Regions from separate parts of the Homo sapiens genome. Here regions 1, 2 and 4 are each linked to region 3. Evidence: chromatin contacts called from ENCODE Hi-C or POLR2A ChIA-PET data. All regions are on one chromosome and are shown on one strand. The core of a region is the stretch at or near the end of the contact, and the rest is flanking DNA. Distances in the headings are between cores, read along the strand shown.

Region 1 (6,806 bases), core at 432-2,931, 210 kb before region 3:
TAATAGTTGTTTCTTTTTCTATAAACTCTTAGGTTTTATGTGTTACTGCTAATTGGCCAAAATGTTCTAGCTTATCTTTCAAATATTTTGCAGTACTCACACATATAATATAATGTATTAGCTCAAGAGAGAATCGGTGAGTATAAATTAGAGACAGCAAGGTAGCTCTTTCTAGGCACAGATAAGTGGGATGGTAGCTACAGGGAGACATTAGGCCAAGGTATTTTTTAGAAGATGGACAAAATATCAACATATTTCTCTACTAATGGGGATAATCTCATAAAAAGGAGGAAATTGGTGCTGTCGAAGAGATTTTGGAATAGGTGAGGGGATGGTGGAGGCATTGGTCTTTGGATAACATGGACAGTTCTTCCATAGAAATAGGAGGAAAGCAAGCCAGGCGTGGTGGATCACGCCTGTAATCCCTGCACTTCGGGAGGCCGAAGCGAGTGGATCACCTGATATCAGGAGTTCGAGACCAGCCTGGCCAACATGGTGAAACCTCATCTCTACTAAAAATACAAAAAATTATCTGGGCATGGTGGCGTGCCCCTGTAATCCCAGCTACTCAGGAAGCTGAGGCAGGCGAATTGCTTGAACCCAGGAGGCAGAGGTTGTGGTGAGCCGAGATCGCACCACTGCAGTCCAGCCTGGGCAACAAGAGCAAAACTCTGTCTCAAAAAATAAAGAAAGAAAATAAAGTAAAGAAATAGGAGGAAAGCAGAGGGTGCCGGCATCAGTGCAGGTGAGGGGATCCTTATGGTAGTAGGAGCTTGTAGAAATTTTCTGAGTGCAAACTGTTTTTTCAGTAAAATGGAAAGCAAACTGATCTGCTACGATGAGGAGATGTATTAGAGATGTGAGGAGGTTAAAATAATTGCCAGATAAGCAGGAGAGTGAATGGACTAGAGAAATGTAATAGAATTGCCAGGCAGCCTTAAGGCTTCCCTGAGGTTGGTGACCAAGGATTTAAAGTGGGAAGAGTCAGCATGGCGTTGTGCTACTCTCCAGCCACATTCAGTTGCCCAGCTGCAGGCATGGCATTTGCAGAGATTGGGGTTTTGTCACATTAGTATAGTGAAAGGACAAAGGAGCATTGTTATACAACACCCCAGGAGCATTGTTATACAACAACATCACAATGAAATTAGTGATATAATTAGGAACTAAGAACTTGAGGAGGAAGACTGACCCTATGAAGGTGTGGGGTCAGTGAATTACAGATCCTGGTAAGTTCCAACAGTTATTAGAGTACTAGATTGAGTGAGCAGGAAGGTAGAAGAAGTTAGTTAAAGAATGGGAAGCTCAAACTTGGATCATGAAAGGTTTTCAGATATTGGGAATGTCAAAGACTGGAGTATAACCATGTAAGTAGCTTAAGTATGTAATATTTTTTTTCTTTCTGGAAGTTTATCCTTGGTTTTTAGAAATTAGCCATTGAGGTGCCAAGGGTTAGTCTTCATTCATTGTTCTTGGTGCTCATTGGACCCTTTTAATATAGAGGTTTTTGTCTTTCAGTTCTGGAAAATTGTCTCTTTTTTAACTTAAAAATCTTCATTCTGGAATCCTTAAGCAGAGACTGGAGTGCTTGAAAAGAGCCTCAAAATCTATCTTCTATCTCTATGTTTTTACTTTCTGGGAGATATTTTTAACTTCATCTTCCATTCTTTCTGTTAAAAATGTGTGTGTGGGCCGGGCACGGTGACTCATGCCTGTAATCTCAGCACTTGGGGAGGCTAAGGCAGAAGTGTCACTTGAGGTCAGGAGTTTGAGACCAGCCTGGTCAACATGGTGAAACCCTGCCTCTACTAAAAATCCAAAAAAATTAGCTGGGCGTGGTGGCGCGCACCTGTAATCCCAGCTACTCAGGAGGCTGAGGCAGGAAAATCTCTTGAACCCGGGAGGCAGAGGTTGCAGTGAGCCGAGATCGCGCCACTGCACTCCAGCCTGGGTGACAGAGCAAAACTCTGTCTCAAAAGAAAGAAAGCTGTGTGTGTGTCTCCTCTTCTCTCCCCAGCTCACTCTTTGATCATTTTCATCTGTTTGTTGTTACTGTCTTTACAGCATCTAGCCCTGGTATTATGAATGTTGTTTCTTCTGCTGACTCCCTGAGAATAGTAAAGGCTTTTTTTTTTTTTTTTTTTTTTTAGCTCTTTTATAAAGTAGATTTTTGTTCCCTGCATTGCTTCTCTTTTTTTCTGGGGTTCTTTCTTGTTACCGCTCTTTCATATAGAGACTTTCTCTGGATGTCTGGTAGCCTCTGGTTGTCTGTACCTAATGTGGAGCCCTAAGCATCTGATCACAAGCTGTGTTTGTATGAATAGGACATGTTTGACCACAGAGCTTTCCTATTGGGAGTTGTCTGGTGCTTTTATTGAAGACCCCAGATATTTGTGTCCTTAGATTTCTGAGAGTATCCAGTTTCTCTAGATAAGAATCTTCTCTTCTGCCTGGGAGGAACTGATGATCCCACCCCTCAGTCACTTAGTCCTCCCCCGCCTGCCTTTTCATCTGTTGCTTCACTCCTGAAACCACGTTTCTTCATCCTGGGGTGTGTGAAACTTCCTGAGACTTTGCATAAATGCTTATGTTTAGTCACGAGTTTGTTGGTGAAGACTATGTTAACAACTTTACAGAAAGTTTGGAGAATAGAGAAGAAAAACCCCACAATCCTAATATTCTGAATACCATTTTTGTTTTTGTATATTTTCCATATACATGTTTTTTCAACATATTTTTGATTATAATTTTGTATCTTGTTTTTTCCGCCCTCGGAATTTTATCCAAAGCAGTTTTCTACGTTGCCACTAATCGTCATAATTGTTCATTTCAGTGGTTGTGTACAATGCCATTGATGAGAACAGCAGTTCTCAAACGTTTCTGTCTCAGAACTCCTTTAAATTGAAAATTGAGGCTGGGCGCGGTGGCTCACGCCTGTAATCCCAGCACTTTGGGAGGCTGAGGCGGGCGGATCACGAGGTCAGGAGATCGAGACCATCCTGGCTAACATGGTGAAACCCCGTCTCTACTAAAAATACGAAAACAAAATTAGCTGGGCGTGGTGGCGGGCGCCTGTAGTCCCAGCTACCAGGAGGCTGAGGTGGGAGAATGGCGTGAACCCGGGAGGTGGAGCTTGCAGTGAGCCGAGATTGTACCACTGTACTCCAGCCTGGGTGACAGAGCGAGACCCCGTCTCATAAATAAATAAATAAATAGAAAATTGAGAACTCCCCAAAGCTTTTATTTATTAGGGTTATATGTATTGATAGCTGCTGAATTGGAAGTTATTACTTAGGAAACTTAAAATATATATTAATTCATCAAAAATAATAATCCTGTTACATGGTAATGTAAATAACATATTTTTATGAAAAACAACTATTTTCCAAAGCAAATTATTGAAAAGAGTGAATTGTTTAAATTCTTTGCAAACCCCTTTAATATCTGGCTTAATAGAAGTTAGCTGGGTTCCTGTGTCTGCTCTGCATTCACACTATTTAAGTATGTTGTTTTGGTTGAAGTGTATAAAGAAATGTAGCTACAAAAGGAAGGGAGCATATTAATACCTTTTCAGGTGATTGTGGATATTGTTCTTTGACATTATACCAAAACTCAGCAAGTGGTTTCTTGGGGGTGGGTAGACAGTGATGAATTTTTATTCAAAACAACTGTAGTGACTGACAAAAAAAGTTAAAACCCAGAATGATTTGCTTCAATTAAAAATTAATTATATCCCAAGAGCAGGGGTCTACCAGGTTGTCTGAGGGGAGGGGTGAACTGGCCCAGAAACGGAGCAGGTCAAAATTCCTCTGCTGATCAGTGGGATGGGGATTGGGATCAAGATTGCTTCTGTGAATAGCCACTGCCTGGGGAACATAGCGAGATCCTGTCTCTTAAGAAAAAGAAACAGAAACTTTTGGAAACAAGCAGACAAGGGTGAAAGAAAGCCTTGGTGTAAGATATAATTTATATATTCCATATAAGATATAGAATACATATGTTATATAACTAAAAAGCATAAAAACAGTCAGCATGCTTTTAGTACAACCTGGAGGTATGGTTAATGTGCAGGAAAAAAGCTCCATATAAGCCTAATCCCTATATATAAAAAATCACGGAATTCCACAGTTTTGAACATTTTTTTTTCTTTTTGAGACAGAGTCTTGCTCTGTCGCCCAGCCTGGAGTGCAGTGGTGCAATCTTGGCTCACTGCAGCTCTCTACCTCCTGGGCCCAAGCAGTCCTTCCACCTCAGCCTCCTGAGTAGCTGGGACCAGAGGTGTGTACTACCACATCCGGCTGATTTTTTGTATTTTCTACAGAGACAAAGCATCCCCATGTTGCTCAGGCTGGTCTCGAACTCCTGGGCTAAAGTGATCCTTCTGCCTGGGCCTCCCAAAGTGCTGGGATTAAAGGGATGAGCCACCACACCTGGCCAACACTTTTTTTGTGTGTGTGGTAAAATACATACAACATAAAAGTTATAATTTTAACCATTTTTTAAGTGTGTAGTTCAGTGACATCAACTATATGTACATTATTGGGCAACCATCACCACTATTCATTTCCAGGCAGATAGTTAATACTCATTTTTTTGTGGTTTCTATATTTGCAAATTTACCTGTTCGAAAAAATTTATTTGTAACACCCAAATCAGTACAGCGCTTTGGTAATCCTTTTCGGACATATGCAGAACGGTGAAAAAATATGCACATCCCTAGTTGAGGTTCAACAAGGGGACACTTTGCTTTCTTTTTTTCAGTCTTTGTGCCGTAAACCAGTGTCTTTTTTGTGATCTATTTAATGCCTTTTTTTTCATTTTTGTACTTTTTGTTGATGATTTTGCCATTTAAAATGGGCCCCAAGCATAGTGCTGAAGTGCTGTCTAGTCTTCCTAACGCACCCTTGAGTGAAACTTACCTAACACCTGCATTTTCTTTGTAAGGCACATCATAGCCTTGCCATGGATAAAACTCTGGACAGTTGAGTTTTTCCTTGCACTGCACATGGCTATGGTGCTTTACAAAGAAGATGCACGTGTTAGAAGTTTCACTCAAGTGTGCGTTACAGTGCTGTGGCTGTGAATTCAGTGTTAACCAATCATATATAGTAAAGAAGGTGTTCTTAAACAGACACACACATAAAACAAACTTATGTATTAATCTGCTGTTGCAAAATGTTGTGACCAGAGGCTTGCAGAAACCTAACCCCCAGAAGCAATGATTTCGTATTCACTAATTCAGTGAGCACAGTAACTGCATAGAATGAACAATGAGAATTGACTGTAGCTCCTTTTTTGAAAGAAGAGGCTTAATTATGGAGCAAGGCATCAGGAAAAATCACAGGCTTTCCTCATTTGTGTGATTTTTTTATTTTGTTCATGTCTTCAAGAGTGGAGCCCTAAGAAGAAAGCTGAGAGCTCCCAGTAAAGGGGTGACGAGTGCCTGGCTTAGCCTCATAGAGGCCAGAGGAACGTCGGTCTTTACACTGGGACATTCCACACACGCAACACAGAGTTATTTTCTATGGACAGTTGAGTTTTTCCTTTTCCAAGCATATTCTAGGGTTGTCTTTCTGTGCCCTGCTACATGTTCCACTGTACTGCTGTCAGATTTTTATCTCCCAGAAATTCTTTGAAGTCACTTGTCTTCTGGTGGCAGCCCTTCCCTTCTCTTGGCCATTCTTTGTCATTTGGTCTTTGTTCTTCAGTGGGCCTATCAGGTGGCAGGACAGAGAAATGCATGTGATCAATATGCCATCTTTAACCAATGTCCTCATTATGGTTATGAAAATAACTTTTCATGTAATTATTTTTATTCAAGTTACATATTACACACAGTTTAAAGAGTCAAGACTTGTTAAAAAAGAGTCCCCTAGACTCACTGGTTTCCTTGTCTCCCAGGATGGCCACTTTTAATCTTTTAAAGTGATTCTTTAGTCTTTTAAATGATTCTTTCATACTTTATAACATGCTTGTAGTCTTACTTGTTTTTCAGGTTTAGGCATTATCTATTGACATTTTATTTAAAGTCATCATTGACTTTAAAAACACAAAAACTCTTTACTGAAATGTAACACAGGTTGGGTGCAATGGCTCATGCCTGTGAATCCCAGCACTTTGGGAAGCCGAGGCAGGCAGATCACCTGAAGTCAGGGGTTCAAGACCAGCCTGACCAATATGGTGAAACCCTGTCTCTACTAAAAATACAAAAATTAGCTGGGCATGGTGTGTGTGCCTGTAGTCCCAGCTACTTGAGAGGCTGAGACAGGAGAATTGCTTGAACCCAGGAGGTGGAGGTTGCAGTGAGCCAAGATCGCGCGACTGCACTCCAGCCTGGGCGATAGAGCAAGACTCCATTTCAAAAACAAAACAAAAAGAAACGTAACATACATAAAAAGTGCCCAAATCATAAGTGTACAGCTTGATGAATTATCACAAAGTAAACACATTTGAATAACCATGACCCGGGCAAAAAATATACTGTGACCCACACCCTAGAAGCCTCCCTTTGGCCTCCTTCAAATCCCTTCACTACCCCACCTCCTCAAGTGAACCACTGTGCCACCTTCTAATACCATAGGTTTTGTCTGTTTGTTGTTTTAACATTGTACTAATAGAATGTTAGAGTATTTTAATAATAGTGTATTATTTTGTGTCTATTTCTTTTACTCTACTTCATGCTTGTGATATTCTTCCATGTTGAGGTTTTCATTTGTAACCAACTGTTGTAGTTGTTTGACTTGGCCTCCATTTGCTATGGATTGAATCGTATGCCTCAAAATTCATATGTGTAAGCCCTAACCCCC
Region 2 (6,925 bases), core at 2,641-5,140, 220 kb after region 3:
TGGCATACGCCTGTTATCCCAGCACGTTGGGAGGCTGAGGCAGGCAGATCACAAGGTCAAGAGATCAAGACAATCCTGGCCAACGTGGTGAAACCCCATCTCTACTAAAAATACAAAAATTAGCTGGGCGTGGCGGCGCACGCCTGTAGTCTGAGCTACTTGGTAGGCTGAGGCAGAAGAATCACTTGAACCCAGGAGGCAGAGGTTGCAGTGAGCCGAGGTCATGCCACTGCACTCCAGCGTGGCGACAGAGCAAGACTCCGTCTCAAAAAAAAAAAAAAAGTGGAAAGGCCAGGTGCAGGGGCAGAGGGGTGGCTCACACCTGTAATCCCAGCACTTTGGGAGGCTGGGGCGGGCAGATCACTCAAGCTCAGAAATTCGAGACCAGCTTGAGCAACAAGGTGAAACCCCGTCTCTACTAAAAATACAAAAATTAGCCGTTTGCCGTGGCGTGTGTCTGTGGTCCCAGCTACTCGGGAGGCTGTGGCATGAGAATCACTTGAGCCTAGGAGGCGGAGGTCGCCGTAAGCTGAGATCGTATCATTGCACTCCAGCCTTGGCAACAGGAGTGAAACCCTGTCTCGAAAAATAAAAAAAAAAAGAAGGTGGAAAGTCACAGCACTTTGTACGACAGCAAATAGAAGACTTCTACAGAGATTTGATTGTGTCAGATGAGAATTTGGCCACTCACTCTCATTTATTCTCAACAGCTGAGAGACTGGGCACTGTAGTACACCATGTGATTAATTAAAAGTTACCACATGGCCGGGCGCAGTGGCTCATGCCTGTAATCCCAGCACTTTAGGAGGCCAAGGTGGGCAGATCACCTGAGGTCATGAGTTCAAGGTCAGCCTGCCCAACATAGTGAAACCCTGTTTCTACAAAAATACAAAAATTAGCCAGGCAGGATGGAGGGTGCCTGTAATCCCAGCTACTCAGGAGGCTGGGGCAGGAGAATCTCTCGAACCTGGGAGGTGGAGGTTGCGGTGAGTCAAGATCATGTTGCACTCCAGCCTGGGCAACAGAGTGAGACTCTGTCACAAAAAAAGAAAAAAAGAAAAAAGTTACCACGACATTATATACTAATTGCCAATTTTCAAATAAAATAAAATATACTCTAAGCCTATGTTGTCCAATATGGTAGTCACTAAGCACATGTAGCTACTGAGCACTGGAAATGTGCTAGTCTGAGCTGAGGTGTGTGCTGTAAAATGCAAACTGTCACCGGATTCACACCAGATTTCAGACACTTAGTACCAGAAAAAATGTATAATATCTCATTAGTGGTTTTTTCATATTGAATACGTGTTAAAATAATATTTTGGATATGCTAAGTTAATAAAAGGATACTACTAAAATTAGTACTTTTTCAACTTGTTTCATGTAGTTACCACAAAATTTAAAATTGCATTTGTGGCTTGCTTTACATTTTTATTGGACAGTACTGCTCTACACAAACTGCAAAATATGACCCAACGTTCCTTTGATTCATCATCATCATGATGAATACCAAATATACAATAAATCGAGAAAAATCTTATTTACATTTTTGGATAGTTTAAAATATTACCAAGTAAGAATGGCATTTCTGAAAACTCCTACTAAATTTACAACCAACTCCAACTGTGTTAATAGAGGAAGGACTCAGTCCTACAAGTAGTATTTTTAGGGATCAAAAAGGAAATACAAAAGTAAAAGCCATACATGAGAGTCTAAGAGAAATACCATCTGTTTCTAAAAGGCATTTTTAAACAAAAGCGGTGTTTTAAACAGGTAATAGACCTGTTTTTTTAAAAAACAGTATTTTATTGTTTTGAGAAATCCGAAGAAATGCCCCAATTCCCAGCTAAACAAACCTCTTAAAAAGGAAACCTGTGAAGGTAGGAACTCAAAACTCTACTCCCGTGGAATAGAGGTAAGATGTCTGAATGAATCATATGGAAAATGTAAGCCAAGTTTCTTAGCAGGATATTTATAATTAAACATTATACAACGACGAAGCCAGCCAAAATTTTTCTAGATATCCTTCAATGCCACCACAGTATGAATGCATCAATCAACTATTACAGGATTTAACTAAAACTACTTTCAAAATTCTGAAACACCATAATGCCTTTCATCAAAATCTAGCTAGTGAGAATTAGGGAGGGAAGTTTCCAAATGCCTTATCTTATAAAGTTAGAAATTGAAAATTCAAAGCCATATTAAGAATAATAAATATTTGTATGACATTCTGTTCAACCATCACTTTTGGATACATCATCCTATTTGATCCTCAGGACAGCGCTCAGATATTGGTACATTTTTATCCCTACTTTAGAGGTAATTCCAGGCTCAAAGACCTTGACTTCTTCAAGGTCACATAGCTAAAAAGTGGAAGAACCAGCGTTTCACCCCAGATCTTCTGATGCTCATCCAATTCTCTTTCCATTACAAGACAATTATTCATTTAAAACCAAATGTTTAGAAACCCAACAAGTCTGATGCTAAAGAAAGACCTAAGGATCAAGTAGATCAAACCTTAAGACTTGGAAAACGCTGAAAGCCGGCTACAAAACATGCTGGAATCCGTTAAAAACGGGGAGAAGAGATTATCAAGAGAAAGGAAATCAAAGAGGAAGAAGGGGGATCTAATCTAAATGTCCTTGGGTGCAGCATAGCAGAATGGCAATATTCAAGTAGAGAATGCAGGGAAACTGCACTTTCCTGTGAAATGTGATTTTCAACGTAGTATTGTAGGTTAAAAAAATGACTGTGTTACTTTACTATAAACGTGTTTGAGAATTTTACTTACGATATAGGCGCTCAGAAAACCAATACCTCTCCAACTGGGTACAACCAGTCCCACATTTTTTCATAAGTCATGATGCTTACCTCCCAAAAAGCCAATTTTTAAAAATCAGAATTCAGCATCCCCTCCTATTCAGATTATAGGTAAAGGGAAGGGTCGGTAGGACGATGGCAAATCTAATGGCCAATGTCTTTCTAGGCGAAAGCATCCTTAAGGGCAGGACAAAGACACCACCACTACAAACGAACCTCGTTCAACCTTCAGAACACGGAGAACAAACCAGTTAAAGCAAAACGAACCAACATTGCAGATACGGGAAAAGGGAATTCCTAAGATGGCTCTCCAAATCCGTGCACTCGGCACCTTTCCTCAGTACAACCGCGAAGGCTACGGGAATGCGCCTGCAGAGTGTGGGAACTCCGGGCGCGGGTGCCCACCCCGCCGACTCCCAGGGCGACCCCAGAACGTTCGTTTCAGGCGGGTCACAGCTGCGCCACCCACCAGACCTGTGCCCCAGCGTCCGACCGCGCACCTGAGAGGACCGAGGAGATGACCGGCCCCAAATGCATCTGCTTCTCCCCGCGGCCGCGGAGGCCGAGCAGGAAGGGCCCGCAGGCGGCCCCGGCCCCGCGCTGACAGCCCGGCGCCGCCCCCACCTGCCCGCCTGGGGGGCGCCGCGGCCGGGCGCGCCCGCCCAGCCACTTCCTTCCCCGCCCGCCCGGCCTCGCACCGGCCCGCGGGGGCTGGGAGCCGCGGGAGGAAGGAGGTTTGGCCAGCGGCCCGCGGAGGAAGCCGCCGCCACCTCCCGCCCGCCCTCACCCACCGGCATCATCGCGGGGAGAGTCCGCGACGCCCTCGGCCGCCGCCTGACAGGACGCTCCGCGCCGAGCTGTGCCCACCGCTCCGGCCGCCTCCTAAGGCCGCGCTCCCGCCGCCGTGCTCTCCGGCCCGGCCGCGGCGAGGCGGCAGCTGCGGCGGGCTGCGGGGCTCTCGCTGGCCCTGTCGCGGCCGCCGGCGCGCTGCGTCGCTGTCCCGGGCACCCGGCCGCCGCCGCCGCCGCCTCAACCTCAGCCTCAGCCTCAGCCCCAGCCCGACAGCCTGCGGCCCGCCCGCCCGGCTCGCTCTTCAGCCCCCGCAGGCCCCGCCCCCAGCGCGACGCCCCGCACGGGTCCCGTAGCCCCCTCTGATTGGCCCGGTGGGAGCGGGGGCGGGGAGAGGGGCGGGGCTTCCCGGCTCCGCCCGCTACCCTCGCTCTCAGCGGCGGCCAGGTGCGTGCGCGTCCGCGCTCCCGGCGGCGGGGGAGGGGCGGACGCGCAGTGGGCACCGGTGGCCTCCCCCGCCCTTGCGTGAGCCCCGACTAGGGAAGACCGCGGACGGTGGGAGGACTGAGGCCCGACAGGGAAGGGCCGGCCCGGGTCCCGCAGCGGATCACGGCAGGGCCGGGACTCGAACCCGGGCTCCCGGGGGCCGACTGTGGGCCGGGAGCGTCCCTGCGGCGACGGCGCGCGCCCGCACTCTGACCGCGGCCTGACCCCCGGCTGCCGGCGCGCCGTGGGGCTGCGGCCCAGAGGCCAGTGGGAGGGGCGCGGGGGGCCCCCGGAGCGAGCATGTGACCCGAGGCCGCGCGCTCGGAACCAGCCCCGGCCCGACGCCCTTGGCTGGCACCTGCTTCTCCCCCACCGGCGTCTTCCGCGGCTCTCGGGGCCGCGCCCCCCGCACCAGCTCCCGAGCCTTGGCCTTCGCCCGAGCGATCTCCCGCCTAGAACCCCGCGCCCACCTGTGCCACCTGTGCCCACCTGCGCCAGCATCCCTCGAGGTCCAGCTCCAGCGTCCCCGGGGAGGGTCCGGTCCTCGTCTCCAGGGCCTGGGTCTCTCCCTGCAGTCCCGTCTCCAGAGGCGCCGCCCCCTCGGGCCTGAGCGCCGGAGTGACAGAGCCCTGGGCAGGGCCCTGAGCAGACCCTCAGTAAAGGCTGCCAGGGGGGTAGGCACCCGCTCGGGGCCCCCCACATGGTGCCATTCGCCCGGACCGCGGCGGAGAGCAGACAGGGGGACTGAGGTGCTCCCCGCGGCAGCACCGAACTCCCACGGGCATCAGAAGGCAAGGTCTGCGGATGGCCCCAGACACAGAAGGCGTAAGCCGCCCTGGGAAGCGCCGGCCCAGTGGAGAAGGCCGCCGCGAGGTCAGGGTCAGTCTGGAGCCTGTCTGGTTCTCGGAGAGGCTTCTGGCTGCTGCAGAGTGGGGGCAGAGCAAGGGAGGAGGCCAGGGAGCTCCCACCAGCCCATTCCTGGGGAGCCACCCCTGTCCCTCAGAGGCCACGGGGGCTCGTGTTTGCGAGTGTGGACTTTCCAGTTAGACAGACTTGGTTCAGCACCGCCTCCGCCACACCCTCGCCTGGGATCCTAAACAAGCCGCATCTTCTCTGCATCGTAGTGTGCTTGTCTCTGTGATGGGAGAGTGTAGGGATAATAGTGCCTGCCTCGTGTCAAGAGGCTTTTTCGGATGCGAGGGATGGAAAGCGCCCAGCACAATTTGTGGCACGTGGTAGCTGTTCCATAAATAGCATTCTGTAGTTGGGCCGTGATTAGCAAGGAGGCTTAGTGTACAGACGTCCCTGGGATTTTTAAACCTATCCACACCTGGGCATGAATGGCTAATGACACCCCTCTTCTGGGAGCAGAGTTTGGAGAGAAGAGGAGGCTCTAGATAATGAGTGATCCTAGGCTGAAAGTCAGAGACATACTTAAGTTCTAATTCTAGCTGCTCTGCTTCTGACCTCCTGTGGGGCCTTAGGCAACTTGCACTCCTTCTCTGGGCCTTGGTTTCCCCAGCTTTGACAGCTGATGTCCCTGAGTCACGAAGGGGTACTTCTGGCCCACGAAGCCTGACAAAGGACAGGTTTTGCCAAGGCTCTTCAGAGAGGTGCCCCCCGGGGTAAGGTGATCCAAATGAGCCTGCTCTTCCAGGAAGGGAAGCATTGGCACAAGGGCTCCCCTCTTGCCTGCAGGACCTGTGGGCACAGACAGTGGCAGCTACCGTGCCTCACACCAAAGCATCCTATATCCTCCAGGTAAGGGTCCATTTGAGGCAGGCTGGTCAGCTCCCCCTCAAGTCCTTCCCGCTGGTCCCCATCCTCCTCTCCACCCAGCCTGCCACCTCCAGGCATCGGCCCATCACCTCCCACCTGGACCAAGCTCATTCATTATAAGCCCACTGCTCTAGCCTCCACGCCCCCACCATTCCCAACACGCCCCTGCCCTCCATCTTCCTGGAGCACACACGGCCCAACCCTGTAAAGCCCTTCTGTGTCTCTCCATTACACAGACCAAAGTTCACGAGCAGCCCATCAGGAATCGCCGTGAATGTTGTTAATGTGCAGTGGCTCACGCCTGTAATTCTACCACTTTGGGGGGCCAAGATGGGAGGATTGCTTGAGGCCAGGCCAGGAGTTCGAGACCGGCCTGGTCAACACAATGAGATCCCCCCATCTCTAAAAAAAAAAAAAAAAAAAAAGGAATCACCAGTAATGATGGGATATAGGCATTAAGGTTACGGAAGAAGATGTCCATATTTTTTAGAGATGCATCCTAGCATATGTAAGGGGTCTGCAATTTGTTTAAAAACAATTCAGCCAGAGGGAAAGAGAGCCAAGCAATTAGGAATAACTGAAACATACGTGGCAAATTCTTGATAACATTTGAACCTGGATGGTGGGTATGTTGGGGTGCATTGTACTTTATACTCTATGTTTGAAATATTTTATGTTAAAAATGATTAAAGGGGCCGGGCGCGGTGGCTCACACCTGTACTCCCAGCACTTTGGGAGGCCGAGGCGGGTGGATCACGAGGTCAAGAGATCAAGACCATCCTGGCCAACATGGTGAAACCCTGTCTCTACTAAAAATACAAAAATTAACCGGCCGTGGTGGCGAGTGCCTGTAGTCCCAACTACTTGGGAGGCTGAGGCAGGAGAATCACTTGAACCCGGCAGGCAGAGATTGCAGTGAGCCGAGATTGTGCCACTGCACTCCAGCCCGGCAACAGAGTGAGACTCCGTCTCAAAAAAAAAAAAATGATTAAAGGGGCTGGGCACGGTGGCTCTGCTTGAAATCCCAGCACTTTGGGAGGCCAAGGTG
Region 3 (7,127 bases), core at 220-2,719:
TTGTAGTAGGGCGTAAGGGAGCGGTGCAGGCATCCCAGGTTTCTGGCTAGGGTTGTGGGTGAGCAGAGGGGACAGTTACTGGGCGCAGCGGCACAGAAAGAATGAGCAGTCGATGCTTGGCGGTGCCCAGCCCAGTGGCTGAACTTAGTGACATCCAAGCTGCAGTCTGGCTGAAATCACTAACCTGAAAGTGGTATGGAGAAAGTTTGTTTGACCCTGACTCAGTGCCTCTCCCCGGGCCAACCCTACCGTGTTACCTAGGAGCTCCCCCTTTGTCTTTATAAATGAGATAAAAGTAACCAGACCTCCCTGGAAAAACCGAGGAGCACTTGCTTCTCTGGTGACTGCGGGGCCTAACTGCAGGGTTCACAAAGGGCTGCTGGTGCTGGGTGATAACATCGGAAAGGAACAGCAGTTCACAAGATGGGGCTGGGGGACTGGCCCAGGAACCCCTCCAGGTTAAATGATGCCTCCGGGCCCCGCACTTGGGACGTCTGCAGGCACTGGGAGGGTTTTTCCCAAGCCGCTGGCAGCAGCGAGCGGAGCCTCGCCCATTGAATCAGCATGCCCTCCCGGCTGGCTGCTGAGTCAGGCCTGCGGAGCCGGCGAAGCCGCAGGACTTGACCCAGGCGCGCTCCGCTGCCCTTCAGGCCGGGCTGGAGGTCGAGGCCCTGCAGCCAGGGAGATGCGCCGGTGGCTGCGTGGGGACAGAGGGGGGTTGTCTCCCACCCTCACAGTCTACACCCCGGCCCTTCCCCTTTGCCCGTCTGAGGCGCAGTTTGTGTCGAGGGGGAGCGCCTGGAAAGTTTCCTCGTACAGATACGAGGGTCCAAAAGCCCCGAGGAGAGGGAATAATGAGAAGGGGAGGGCGCAGGGTTAGAGGTCAGGGTCTCGACCAAAGGCTGTCGGTTTTCCTGGAGGAGGGAGAAAGGCCTGGCCGGGATCATCTGATTCCGGGGCCTCCCGAAGGCCTCCTAGCTGGGTTTTGGGGGGACCGAAACGAGCGCATGAAGCTCGCGGGCCTGGGAGTGGGGTGGGGCGGGAGCCCAGTGGTGGCGGCTGCGGCCGGGCCTGCACCGTCCCCGGCCGCATTCTGGTAGGGCCCACAGTCCGGCTGGAAGGGAAGCTGCCGAAGCGCTCGGTCATCGCGGCTGCGGAGTCGGAGAGGCCAGGGCCTGGCCGCCCACCCCGCGAGCCGCGCCCTGCCCCGAGCGCCCCACCCCCGTCCGCGTTACAACCGGGAGGCCCGCTGGGTCCTGCACCGTCACCCTCCTCCCTGTGACCGCCCACCTGATACCCAAACAACTTTCTCGCCCCTCCAGTCCCCAGCTCGCCGAGCGCTTGCGGGGAGCCACCCAGCCTCAGTTTCCCCAGCCCCGGGCGGGGCGAGGGGCGATGACGTCATGCCGGCGCGCGGCATTGTGGGGCGGGGCGAGGCGGGGCGCCGGGGGGAGCAACACTGAGACGCCATTTTCGGCGGCGGGAGCGGCGCAGGCGGCCGAGCGGGACTGGCTGGGTCGGCTGGGCTGCTGGTGCGAGGAGCCGCGGGGCTGTGCTCGGCGGCCAAGGGGACAGCGCGTGGGTGGCCGAGGATGCTGCGGGGCGGTAGCTCCGGCGCCCCTAGCTGGTGACTGCTGCGCCGTGCCTCACACAGCCGAGGCGGGCTCGGCGCACAGTCGCTGCTCCGCGCGCGCGCCCGGCGGCGCTCCAGGTGCTGACAGCGCGAGAGAGCGCGGCCCTCAGGAGCAAGGCGGTGAGTCCCCGGCGTGCGCCCCGGACCGCGGCCCCCTCCTCATCCTCCGCCCCGTCCCTGTCCCGCTCCTCTTCGGACCCGCCCCGGCCGTAACTCTGTCCCCATCCAGGCCTCCTTCCCGGTTTGGGTCCCGGCCCCTCTCCGTTCCCACCCCGGTACCCGCCCCAGTTCACCGCCCCGGCCGGTCCGCGACCCCTTCCAGGTTCAGGTCGGGTTCTTGTCCCCGGCCCTTTTGCCAGCCCCGGCTCCCGGCGCCGCGCGTCCTCCCCATCCGCGTCCCACTGCAGGTTCCGGTCCCCGGCCCTGCCCAGGGCCCCGCCCTGGCCCCGCATCCCCGGCTTGGCCCTGCTGCGGGCGGCGGCGGCCGTTCCCGGGGACAGCTGTGGACCCCGGGAACCCGCGACAGGGGAGGTGGCTGACCCCGGGATCGCGGCGGGCGGGGAGGCCGGAGGCCCGGCGGGGCTGGCTTTGTCCGATTCCTCCTCTTCCTTCCACCCCCGCCTCTCCCGGCACCGCCCTGAGCGGACGCGCCTGTCATTCTCGCGGGCGGCGGGGGGCCGGGTCCCTCCCGAGAGCTGGCTCCGCTTTGCCTCCTTGGCGACCCCTTATTTTCAGTAACCAGATGCGAAACGTTTCAGGCGACCCTGTTCACCTAGGCTGGCGTTGCTCCAACTAAACTTGAAGCAGCCTCCGTCCTGGAATGCTTTTTCCATGTAAAATTGGGTGTACCCTTTTCCTTAAGAAAATTAAAATAAAGCGTAAAAGTAGTGAAATTAATGCGTGATGGAGTGGATGGTTTTATAACTTAACATTTGTAGGTCATTTCTAGGTATATTTGTATTAGAATTGTTGCTGCCTGTTACTGTTTTATTATTTAAATGAATTAAGAATTTACATATTAAGCGTTTGAAAAGGAATACTTACAAAAATGATGTTTTTTAAAAATGTGAGAACAAAAAATTTGAGATATACTATTTCAGGTGTTCTGTAAAAGGGCAGTTAGAGCTTTGATTCTTTGCATTAGTTAAATCCCAAGGCCTTTTTTTTTGGTACGGCATGACTAAGCCATTGATCAGAATCAGCTCGGAATACATTGCACTAGTTTAGTGAAAGACACTTTAGAAAACTGGAAGAACCTCCTGAAGTTATATTACAGACATGGCCTTGCTTCTTTCAGGGATTGTCAGCAAGCCTGTTATGGTGAGAAATTTGACCTATTGCTCTGTTTCCTAAATATTTGTAGGAATACAATGATACTAAGTATGAAGTATATTTCAACTTGTATGGAATTCTGTGTGGGAGGGTAGGCACTCTAAAGAGCCAGTGTCTCTCCAAGTCATCAAAGAATGCAGCATCATGTTGCAGTTGAGCCTGGCAGCCCTGTCTGGCACTGAGTGCTGTGGAGGACCCAGGTGGTAACCTCTAACCCTACTGCAGCCTTGGCATTGTCTTAGAGAAAAGCATCCAGACATGCACAGGACTCTGGACAGCGTTTATCTCCAGCAAGGGGGGAGGGAATGACACTGGGGAGAGGCACACAGTATCTTCAGTATTTCATAGCAAATAACTGCAGTCGTTTAAACTTACACATTTTTTTTTTTTTTGAGATGGAGTCTCGCTCTGTCGCCCGGGCTGGAGTGTAGTGGCGCGATCTCGGCTCACTGCAAGCTCCGCCTCCCGGGTTCACGCCATTCTCCTGCCTCAACCTACTGAGTAGCTGGGACCACAGGCGCCCGCCACCACGCCCGGTTAATTTTTTGTATTTTTAGTAGAGATGGGGTTTCAACATGTTAGCCAGGTTGGTCTTGATCTCCTGACCTCGTGATCCGCCCACCTCGGCCTCCCAAAGTGCTGGGATTACAGGCGTGAGCCACCGCACCTGGCCCAAATTTATACATTTTTAAAATTTATACATTCTTAGGCATGTTTCTCAATGTTGGAAAAAAGTCAATGTGTAACTTTCTGTATAGGGCCATAAATTATCTTAAAACATACTTGTATAAAAAGAAACCTAGGATAGAAAAATCAAAAGTTGAGTGAAATGTATGATTAGTATCACCTGAAAACATTCTTTGTAGATAAGTGGAATGTTAGAAACCAGTATTTTATTTTTATTTATTTAGAGATGAGTCTCACTGTGTGGCTCAGGCTAGAGTGCAGTGGTGTGATCCCCGCTCACTGCAACCTCCGCCTCCCAGGTTCCAGTGATTCTCCTGCCTCAGCCTCCCTAGTAGCTGGGATTACAGGTGCCCACTACCACACCAGGCTGATTTTTTGTATTTTTAGTAGAGACGGGGCTTCACCATGTTGGCCAGGCTGGTCTCAAACTGCTGACCTCAGGCGATCCACCCGCCTCAGCCTCCCAAAGTGCTAGGGTTACAGGTGTGAGCCATTGCACCTGGGCTGAAACCAGTATTTTATGTAGCAAAGAAATGATCAGTAATATACTCAAGACGAGAGTATTTGGGAAGATTTAAGTGTCAAATTTCAGGGCATAGAATAAAAGTGACAAGCACATTAAGATTGCAAATACTGGTCTTAAATGTCTGTTGGGAACCAACTGAATGGCAGGTACTGTGCTGAGTAGTCAGCGATACCTTGATAAAAGAGCCACTGTTGGCCGGGCGTGGTCATGCCTGTAATCTTAACTCTTTGGGAGGCTGAGGCTGCAGATCGCCCCTAGCTCTTTGGGAGGCCGAGGCAGGTGGATCACCTGAGGTCAGGAGTTTAAGACCAGCCTGGCCAACATGGTGAAACCCCGTCCCTACCAAAAATACAAAAATTAGCCAGGTGTGGTGGTGCACACCTGTAATTCCAGCTACTCATGAGGCTGAGGAAGGAGAATCGCTTGAACCGGGAAGTGGAGGTTGTAGTGAGCCGAGATCACGTCACTGCAGTCCAGCCAGACTCCGTCTCAAAACAAACAAAAAGAGCCGCTGTCAGCCGTGCAGTGGCTCACTCCTGTAATCCCAGCACTTTGGGAGGCCAAGATGGACCGATCACCTGAGGTCAGGAGTTTGAGACCCGCCTGGACAACATGGTGAAACCCTGTCTCTACTAAAAATACAAAAAAAACCAAAACCGGGTGTGGTGGCGGGTGCCTCTAATCGCAGCTACTCAGAAGGCTGAGGCTGGAGAATCGCTTGAACTGGGGAGGCAGAGGTTGCAGTGAGCCGAGATCACGCCATTGCACTCCAGCCTGGGCAACAAGAGCAAAACTCTGCCTCAAAAAAAATAAAACCAAAAAACAAAAAAACTCTGTCCTCTAGGAGCTCACAGGCTGGCATGGGCAGGTACCACAGACCAGGTTAAAGGCTGTGGAGTGCACTGAGGAGGCGATTCTTCACAAAAGAAAAGTACCAATCAGCCAGTGTCAGGGGGTCAGGGGTGGGATTGGGATTGGGGTTCCTGCTTGGAGGAAATAAATCCTGAGGTTGTGCTGCTGTAAAGGGGCATGTTGGGAAGGGGACATGGGAGTGAGTGTGGAAAGACGAGGTTAGGAAAGGCCTTGAATGACTTCTTAGAAGTCTGCTTTCATTCTGAGGTTTACAAAGGAGGGTTGGAAGATTTTTTTTTTTTTTGAGATGGAGTCTTGCTCTGTCACCCAGGCTGGAACGCAGTGGCACGACCTCTGCTCACTGCAGCCTCTACCTCCCAGGTTCAAGTGATTCTCCTGCCTCAGCCTCCCGAGTAGCTGGGACTACAGGTGCGTGCCACCACATCCGGCTAATTTTTTGTATTTTTAGTAGAGTCGGGGTTTCACCACGTTAGCCAGGATGGTCTCCATCTCCTGACCTCGTGATCCGCCCGCCTTGGCCTCTCAAAGTGCTGGGATTACAGGCGTGAGCCACCGCGCCTGGCCGGAGGGTTGGAAGATTCTGAGGAGCCAGTTGCCACTTTAGAAAGAGCATAGGCAGTGGTGGGGCAGGTGCTGTGAACTGGGATGAGGTTAATTAGGAAGCCATTAACCCCAACTCGGCAAGCCTCAGGATTAGGGCAGTGACAGAAGGAACAGAGAAGCTAGGTGGGGGCAGGGGCTGGGCTGTAAGGGTTATAGTGGAGCTGATTTGGGGCTGACTGGATTGGGGTAAATGAGGAGCTGCAGGGAGGACTCCCCAGAATGATCCTGTGAAAACCTGAGTCACTCCTCTGTTAAAGCTTTTGTCAGTGTCCTCTGAGCACCCCACCCTGTCTCTTTTCATCTTCCTGCTCTGGCCCTACTCAAGCACTTCCAGGTGCATCTGGAGTTCTGAACCAAACCCATTCTTGTAGTGATTAGCATTTCTTCACTTCCCCACATACTCCTTAGCCTCTGCCCTGATTTTTCTCCTTAGCACACCTCACTATCTTAAATGCTGTATTATTATTATTTTTTTTTTATTATTACTTTTTGAGACGGAGTCTCGCTCTGTCACCCAGGATGGAGTGCAGTGGCATGATCTCAGCTCACTGCATCCTCTGCCTCCCGGGTTCAAGCCATTCTCCTGCCTCAGCCTCCCAAGTAGTTGGGACTACAGGCATGTGCCACCACACCTAGCTAATTTTTGTATTTTTAGTAGAGACAGGATTTCACCATGTTGGCCAGGCTGGTCTCGAACTCTTGACCTTAAGTGATCCACCTGCCTCAGCCTCCCAAAGTGCTGGGATTACAGGCCTGAGCCACCGTGCCTGGCCAATACTGTATTATTTTAATCATTTTAAAATTTTTATTGTTTGTCTCCACTTAACATTCATAACCTCCACAAGGATGGGGAGTTTTGTCTCTTGTATTCAGTGTCGGTGCTTGGCGTGTAATAGGAACTTAGTAAATGTTTGTTGAAGGAATGCATCTAGAATGATCCTCATCTCTAATTTGGGTGATTCACTGGCTGGTGACACTCATCCAAGGAGGGAAAATGGGAGAAGGATGAGATTATGAGTTTGTTTTTGGACATGTTAAATCTGAAGTGCTTGTGGGGCAGCCAAGTGGACTAGTGGGCAGTTAGAGATACATCTTTGGAGCTCAAGACAGAGGCTGAGGCTGGAGGTAAAGATTCCAGAGACTGCATCATATCGTTGAGCCAGTCGGGTGTGATGTCCATCTGGTAGAGATGGGGAGTGGGTCTAAGAGGAGAGGGTCCTGGGAAACCAAGAGAAGAGGAGGGAGGAGATCAGTAGCAAATTGGCTAAGAAGTCAGTGATGGGTTGGACTGAGAAGTCTCTATGGATTTTGCTTCTAGGAGGTTACTAATGACCTTTAACTTTTTTTTTTTTAAATATAGTTTATGTAGAGACGGGGGTCTCACTGTGTTTCCCAGGCTGGTCTCGAATTCCTGGGCTCAAGCCATCTGCCTGCCGTGGCCTCCCAAAGTGTCGGGATTACAGGTTTGAGCCA
Region 4 (6,623 bases), core at 3,686-6,185, 250 kb after region 3:
TGGATGGATGGATGGGTGCGTGGATGGTTGGATGGTTGGATGGATGGATGGATGGATAGATGGGTGGGTTGGTTGGTGGATATGTGGATACATAGATGGATTGATGGACAAGTGGATGGGTGGATGGATGGATGGATTGATGGACAGGTGCATGGGTGGGTGAGTGAATGGATGGATGGGTCGATGAGTGGGTGAGTAGATAGATGGATGGATGGATGGACAGGTGGGTGGGGGTGGGGTGGGTGGATGGATGGATGGATGGATGAATAGGTGGGTGGGTAGACAGATAGATGGGTGGGTGGATGGCCAGGTATGGTAGCTCACATCTGTAATCCCAGCACTTTGGGAGGCCAAGGCGGGCAGATCACCTGAGGTCAGGAGTTTGAGACCAGCCTGGCCAATATGGTGAAACCTATCTGTACTAGAAAAAAAAAATACAAAAAATTAGCCAGGCATGGTGGCATGTGCCCGTAATCCCAGCTACTTAGGAGGCTGAGGCAGGAGAATTGCTTGAACCCGGGAGGCGAAGGCTGCAGTGAGCCGAGATCATGCCACTGCACTCTAGCCTGGGCAACAGAGTGAGACGTCTCAAACAAAAAAAAAAAGATGGGTGGGTAGGTGGATAAATAGGTGGATGGGTGGATGGGTGGATGGGTGGATGGATGGGTAGATGGATGGGTGGATGGGTGGATGGGTGGGTGGGTGGATGGGTGGTTGGATGGATGGGTGGATGGGTGGTTGGGTGGGTGGGTGGGTGGATGGGTGGTTGGGCGGGTGGGTGGATGGGGAGGTGGGTGGATAGGTGGATGGGTGGGTGGATGGGTGGGTGAATGGTGTGTTCTCAGCAGCAGCCAGAGGACCACTCCTGTCTCCCTGTATATGCTGATTTGCTGGGGTTTCTGGCCAGAAAGAATCATATAGGCTGTCCATAAAACAGCTGGAGAGGTGGGTAAAGTTTACCCTGCAGATGACAAGGCTCAGGGGAGCAGGAGAGCTGCCTTTGAATATTTAGAGGACTGTCCCTTGGGAGTAGGCAAGGACACCCCTCCTGAGCCTCACGGCTCCACAGGTGGACCAAGAACCAGTGGCAGAAGTACCAGGGAGGCAGATGGTTTCTTGAGGCTCAAGCTGCCTGCTGGTTTCAGACACCTTCTCTTCTGGGGCTTCTGCCAAATGGTAAATGGAACCCGATCTTTTTGCAAACTTACATTTTTAGTTCTGAAATTGTTGATGACTCCAAACATTTTTATAATTAACAAAGTGTCTTGGCTGGGCATGATGGCTTAGGCCTGAAATCCCAGTGCTTTGGGAGGTCAGGGTGGGAGGATCACTTGAGGCCAGGAGTTCCACACTAGCCTAGGCAGCATGGTGAGACTCTGTCTCTACAAAAAGTTGTTTAAAAAAGTAGCCAGAAGTGGTGATGCACGTCTATGGTCTCAGCTACTCGGGAGGCTGAGGTAGGAGGATTGCTTGAGGCAGGGAGTTTGAGGCTGCAGTGAGCTGTGATCTTGCCACTACATTCCAGCCTGGGTAGCAGAAAGAAACCCTGTCTGTAAATGAACAAACAAATCAACAAAGCATCTTTTTTTAAAAAATAATTTTATACTTAAACATATTAAAAATTATATTATTGTAATAGAGATAGGGTCTCACTGTGTTGCCCAGGCTGATCTCAAACTCCTGGGCTCAAGCCACCCTCCTGCCTTGGCCTCCCAAAATTCTGGAGTTATAGGCGCAAGCCAACGTAGCTGGCCAACAAAGTGTCCTTTGAATGAAAGCAAAACAGTCATAGTCATAAATGACACAGAGATTTTTTTTTTTTTTTTTGAGACGGAGTCTCGCTGTCACCCAGGCTGGAGTGCAGTGGCGCGATCTTGGCTCACTGCAAGCTCCGCCTCCCGGGTCACGCCATTCTCCTGCCTCAGCCTCCTGAGTAGCTGGGACTATAGGCGCCCACCACCATGCCTGGCTAATTTTTGTATTTTTAGTAGAGATGGGGTTTCACCGTGTTAGCCAGGATTTCCTGACCTCGTGATCCACCCGCCTAGGCCTCCCAAAGTGCTGGGATTACAGACGTGAGCCACCGCACCCGGCCGACACAGAGATGTTTATGATGGGAAGTAACACTGTGCCCCCAACCTCCCCACCCCAGTTTTTCTTCCCAGGGTCTCCCCAAGAGCTGCTTCCTTTGACTCCTGCTGTGTGTAGTTCTGCTGACAATGACCTGGACAGCTCTGCGCCATGCACAGCGTCTCTTTTCTCCGACTTACCAAATTTTAGACACTACTGACTCCTCCATGTGAAAGATGGGAATTCAGCTACATCACATTACCCTACAAACTTTATTGTTAATGTAATTATTTTTATTTCTTCTACTGCTTTTTTGGTAACTTTATTTATTTATTTATTTATTATTTATTTTCGAGATGCAATTTCGCTCTTATTGCCCAGGCTGGAGTGCAGCGGCACAGTCTCGGCTCACTGCAACCTCTGCCTTCTGGGTTCAAGTGATTTTCTTGCCTCAGCCTCCCGAGTAGCTGGGATTACAGGTGCCCACCACTACGCCCAGCTAATTTTCTATTTTTAGTAGAGACGGAGTTTCACTATGTTGGTTGGGCTGGTCTCGAACTCCTGACCTCAGGTGATCTGCCCACCTCAGCCTCCCAAAGTGCTGGGATTACAGGTGTGAGCCACCATGCCCAGACTTTTTTTTTTTTTTTTTTTTTGAGACAGTTTCTCTCTGTTGCCTATGCTGGAGTGCGGTGGCGTGATCTCAGCTAACTGCAACCTCTGCCTCCCGGGTTCAAGTGACTCTCCTGCCTCAGCCTCCCAAGTAGCTAGGCCTACAGGCGCGCACCACTACACCCAGCTAATTTTTGTATTTTTAGTAAAGATGGGGTTTCACCACGTTGGCCAGGCTGGTCTGGAACTCCCGACCTCAGGTGATCGCCCACCTCAGCCTCCCAAAGTGCTGGGATTACAGGCTTGAACCACTGCGCCCGGCATATGTTTTAATTTAATTTTTAAAGACAGGGTCTTGCTCTGTCACCCAGGATGGAGTGCAGTGGTGTGGACACAGCTCACTGCAGCCTCGAACTCCGGGGCCCAATCGATCCTCCCACCTAGTCCTCCTGTGTGACTGGGACTACAGGCGTACACCACGCTGCCAGCTACTTTTTGTATTTTTGCAGAGCGGGGTTTCACCGTGTTGCTCAGGCTGGTCTTGAATTCCTGAGCTTAAGTGATCTGACTGCCTCAGCCTCCCAGATTGCTGGGATTACAGGCATGAGCCACTGCTCCCGGCCCTTGGTAACTTTAAATAATATTCTTTCTGCTATTAGGGAAACAAGAGCCTAGGAGAGCCAGGGTCACAACATCTTAAAACAAACTTCATCTTAAAACTAGTAAAGGACATTCCTTGCCAGTCACATAGTACTGAGATATTTACAAATGAGAAAACAGCTTAAAAATACCTGCAAGGACACACTCCCACAACGATGAAAAGTCCAGATGTTCTGATAGACACAATAATATATGCTTTCAAGATAATTCTACTTATGCTGTTTGTACCTGCATACTAAAATGTCAAGGATAGTTTTCTTTAAATCAACCGAATAATAAATTCTGTCATGCTATCAGCCCACCCGCGCACGTGGGCACAGCTTAGTTTAGTCTTTATACAGATAAGACCCCCATATAAAAAAAACTTAAAGCGGGCGCATTTTCTCTGCTTTCTGAGGTCGTCTCGCTCTGTAACTGAGTGGCTTTCAATAATGAGCTTTTAGGCCAAGTGCAGTCGCTCACGCCTATAATCCCAGCACTTTGGGAGGCCGAGGCAGGCGGATCACCAGAGGTCAGGAGTTCGAGACCAGCCTGGCTAACGTGCTAAAATCCCATCTTTACTAAAAATGCGAAAATTAGCCAGGCGTGGTGGTGGGGGCCTGTAATCCCAGCTACTCGGGAGGCTGAGACAGGAGAATTGCTTGAAACCGGGAGGCAGAGCTTGCAGTGAGCTGAGATGGTGACATTGTACTCCAGCCTGGGCAACAGAGTGAGACTCCGTCTCAAAAAAAAAAAGAATATGTTTACTTTCACACTCACCTCTGACCTCCTCTTGGGAAGACGAGGTTACCGGTGCCTTCCCTTCTCTTCCACTTTCAGATTTCTTCCCGGTCAGCCCCAAACACTGAATGTAAATACGGTCCAACATCAACCTGCAAACGAACACTGACATGAAAGTGCAGTTGGAAAGGATCTCGCAAAGGAACAGAATCTGGTGATCCTAATCGTAATGAACGTGATCGCCGGGTATTGAGAGCTTGCAGGTACCAGGGCTCCGGCACTACGTGTTTCACAGGGGCCACTCGGTAGACCTCTTGGTGACCTTGAGGTCAGGTACCACGTTCCCATTTTACAGAGGAGGAAACTGAGATAACCTACGACAGCGAAAAGGTAGCAGAGCTGGGACTGGTGCCCAGGCTCGCCGAGTGGAAAAGCCCTCGGCCACCGTGGAGAGCTCGCTTCCTGTGGTCTGAAGCGTCGCCCCTGCACCGGCTTCTGCTGCCAAGGATGGCTTTTCCTCACTGGTGCCCACCTACGCTCACTTGTGTCATGTGGTTAAGCCCTTTTGGCAACATAAGACCTTTCCCAAGAATGTGCCTCGGTGCAGAGGAAGACGGTGGGGGCAGGCCCCCTCCCCGGGATGCTCCACCCTCCCTGACCTCACACGGGTGCAACCTGGGCCGTGGCCGAGACCTGCTGTGTGGCAGACAATGGGAAGCCTGTGTGTCGTCCTGGGTGCCGGATTTAGACAATATTTAGCTTTCCCTTGGTGGAAAAGCCTTTCCCCTCCTGCTTTGGGCAGGAACTGGTTCCTGTTGGGCGGGGCCTGGCTGCTGCCCCACCCCCACCCGGCCGGGCACCTTGACCGGCAGCTCTCCGGGCTGCTCCCTGCCTGTGTCCCTGAGCACTGACTCCAGAGGTTTAATCATTAACGGGCACGTTTGGCCTTCGGTCGTGGGCTGGAATTTGGGACCTGTGCCCGGGAACAATGATCTCCGACACATTATTTTGTGTAAAATCACTTTTAGCTGCCATTAGCTAATAAAGCTGGAATAAAGTGAGGTCCATTAACCAGCACTGGCCTCTCGGCCTCTGGGGCTCCTTGGGAGGGACCCAAGGGACTCACCTTTTGAGGACCGTGAAATCGCCGCTAGAAAATGTGCTTACAATTGTGGTCCAGCACTGAAGCTGCTCAGTATGTTTTCAGTCCCCTCTGTGGCAACCCCGTGTGTGGTTTTGGGGACTGGCAGAGTGCCCTGGAAGCGTGCCCACGTGCTGCAGATCCACCAGAGGAAATGCTCGGGAAACGCTGACGCCTGCTTTGCCCCCTGTTTCAGGGTCACCGAATGAGAAGCTGTTGGGATGAATGGCTCCCCCACCCTCCTAGCCCGGGCCAGGGGTCGCCCAGCAGCAATGCCCACCTCCCTTCGTCATGGGAGGAGCTAGTGCTCCAGTCAGCCCTTTTCATCCTGAGCTGTTTGCTGGAAGTCACCAGTGGGTATCCACAGCGCAAGCCTCCTCTCTCTCCTTCCCCCAACCTCTGAGACAGCTGGCTGGATGCTCCCTCCAACCCCATTCCCCTGCCCTCTCCTGAGGACAGCTCTGTCGGGAGCAGGGCCTCCCAGCAAGAGCCAGCAGCTGCGCTGTTTCTGCTGCTCCAGCATTTCGGGGGCAGCTGGCTGGAAGGGTAGGGGCGATTTAGAGAGGCCCACTGGCAGGTGTGGTGATGGGACTCCATGTCTCCCGCATGGGACGCCCCCTCCTCCCTGGGCTTCATTCTTAGGGTCCCCAGTCATTCTTCCCTGGGCACAGCCCTCCCTCTCTGTGCCTCATTAGCTCATCCCCAAGTCCACCCTACAGCTGGTCACCTCCGTCTTGGTGCAGCCTGCCTCCATGGCCCCGCCTGAATGCTGAGTGCCCAAGGGCCAGTGTTGCAAGGGGACCCCACCAGCCTTTCTACAGAGGCAACCAGAACCCTCTGGCCTCTCCCCATCTTCCTGCCCTCCCACATTTCTGCCTCCCTAGCTCTGCCCCCTGCCCCAGGAAGCTGAGGCTGCAAACTCAGAATCTGCCTTCGCCTCTGGTGCGCTGCCAACTCCCCCTTGGGCAGGCCTGTCGCCTGCAGCCTGTGTCTGTGCTGCCCTCCACTGCCGTGGCAGTGCCCAGGCCAACTGGTCGGCATGCTTGGGCTCAGGGACAACTTCACGGTCAGCACGTGGCTGTGCATGGCCTTGGACACCTGGAACGTGGAGCCGGTCAGCCAGCAGCTTTCAGACAGGGAGGGGCCGAAGGGTCCAGGCCACACAGAGGGCCAGGGCCAGCAGCCAGGCACTGGCTGCCACCACCCGTTTTCCCCCAGCAGCCCTGGGCTCTCCCTTGGTGGCTCTGCTCTGTGACTGCGGGCTGGTTCTTGGACCTCGGTTCCCTGCTGTTCTGGGAGGCTCGGGGCCTAGCTGAACTTGGGGCCTTCCTGCCTGCCAGCCCCTGACTCCGGATGGCCAGACACACTCCCAGAAACTCCACCCGGCCTCTTGTTGGCCACCGGAAGGGCTGGCGAGAGC

What was found. Hi-C counts contacts between places; a loop is a spot of excess contacts on that map. ChIA-PET counts read pairs that join two places held with the same protein, here RNA polymerase II (POLR2A). Pooled maps may share reads with other maps.
Region 1: a loop to region 3 is called in a pooled map, with 2.5 times the contacts of the local background. The contact joins the enhancer-like site here to the promoter of KLC1 in region 3. A Hi-C loop is called at or near these places in 1 of 50 pooled maps. POLR2A ChIA-PET finds 5 or more read pairs at or near these places in 2 of 52 experiments (Caco-2 and GM12878).
Region 2: a loop to region 3 is called in a map of gastrocnemius medialis, with 21 times the contacts of the local background. The contact joins the promoter of PPP1R13B here to the promoter of KLC1 in region 3. A Hi-C loop is called at or near these places in 2 of 168 maps with a recorded cell type or tissue (CD4-positive, alpha-beta T cell and gastrocnemius medialis), 1 of 37 single-sample maps with no recorded cell type and 13 of 50 pooled maps. POLR2A ChIA-PET finds 5 or more read pairs at or near these places in 1 of 52 experiments (activated CD4-positive, alpha-beta T cell).
Region 4: a pooled map shows a loop between it and region 3 (2.2-fold over the local background). The contact joins the enhancer-like site here to the promoter of KLC1 in region 3. A Hi-C loop is called at or near these places in 6 of 50 pooled maps. POLR2A ChIA-PET finds 5 or more read pairs at or near these places in 3 of 52 experiments (MCF 10A, PC-3 and naive thymus-derived CD4-positive, alpha-beta T cell).

The regions. Positions count from the first base shown.
Region 1 is chr14:103,416,095-103,422,900 of GRCh38, forward strand. The region is part of intron 2 of MARK3 (microtubule affinity regulating kinase 3); the gene reads left to right. Among named protein-coding and RNA genes, the nearest start is that of MARK3, 34 kb to the left of the region's middle. RefSeq lists enhancers at 2,378-2,487, 2,498-2,567. Within about 2 kb of position 1,682, at least 6 of the 41 ENCODE cell types and tissues checked have a DNase peak (open chromatin) inside an H3K27ac peak, as active enhancers do; they include GM12878, where a contact is called at or near this core.
Region 2 is chr14:103,843,685-103,850,609 of GRCh38, forward strand. It overlaps PPP1R13B (protein phosphatase 1 regulatory subunit 13B), which reads right to left and starts at 3,891. Exons shown (of 17, transcript NM_015316.3): 1 at 3,615-3,891. The coding sequence starts at 3,623. It overlaps PPP1R13B-DT (PPP1R13B divergent transcript), which reads left to right and starts at 4,037. Exons shown (of 3, transcript NR_038436.1): 1 at 4,037-4,059. RefSeq lists silencers at 3,401-3,600, 3,771-4,210, 4,231-4,360, 4,381-4,450.
Region 3 is chr14:103,627,742-103,634,868 of GRCh38, forward strand. KLC1 (kinesin light chain 1) reads left to right here and starts at 1,470. Exons shown (of 17, transcript NM_001394837.1): 1 at 1,470-1,753. It overlaps LOC105370688 (a long non-coding RNA gene), which reads right to left and starts at 1,402. Exons shown (of 3, transcript XR_944248.2): 1 at 1,291-1,402; 2 at 1-184. RefSeq lists an enhancer at 508-597 and silencers at 1,038-1,237, 1,328-1,687, 1,738-1,857, 1,948-1,997, 2,038-2,217.
Region 4 is chr14:103,875,243-103,881,865 of GRCh38, forward strand. It overlaps LOC105370689 (a long non-coding RNA gene), which reads left to right. Exons shown (of 3, transcript NR_188198.1): 2 at 2,153-2,353; 3 at 4,162-5,136. Among named protein-coding and RNA genes, the nearest start is that of PPP1R13B-DT, 31 kb to the left of the region's middle. RefSeq lists enhancers at 4,710-5,004, 4,863-5,545, 6,229-6,623. Within about 2 kb of position 4,936, at least 25 of the 41 ENCODE cell types and tissues checked have a DNase peak (open chromatin) inside an H3K27ac peak, as active enhancers do.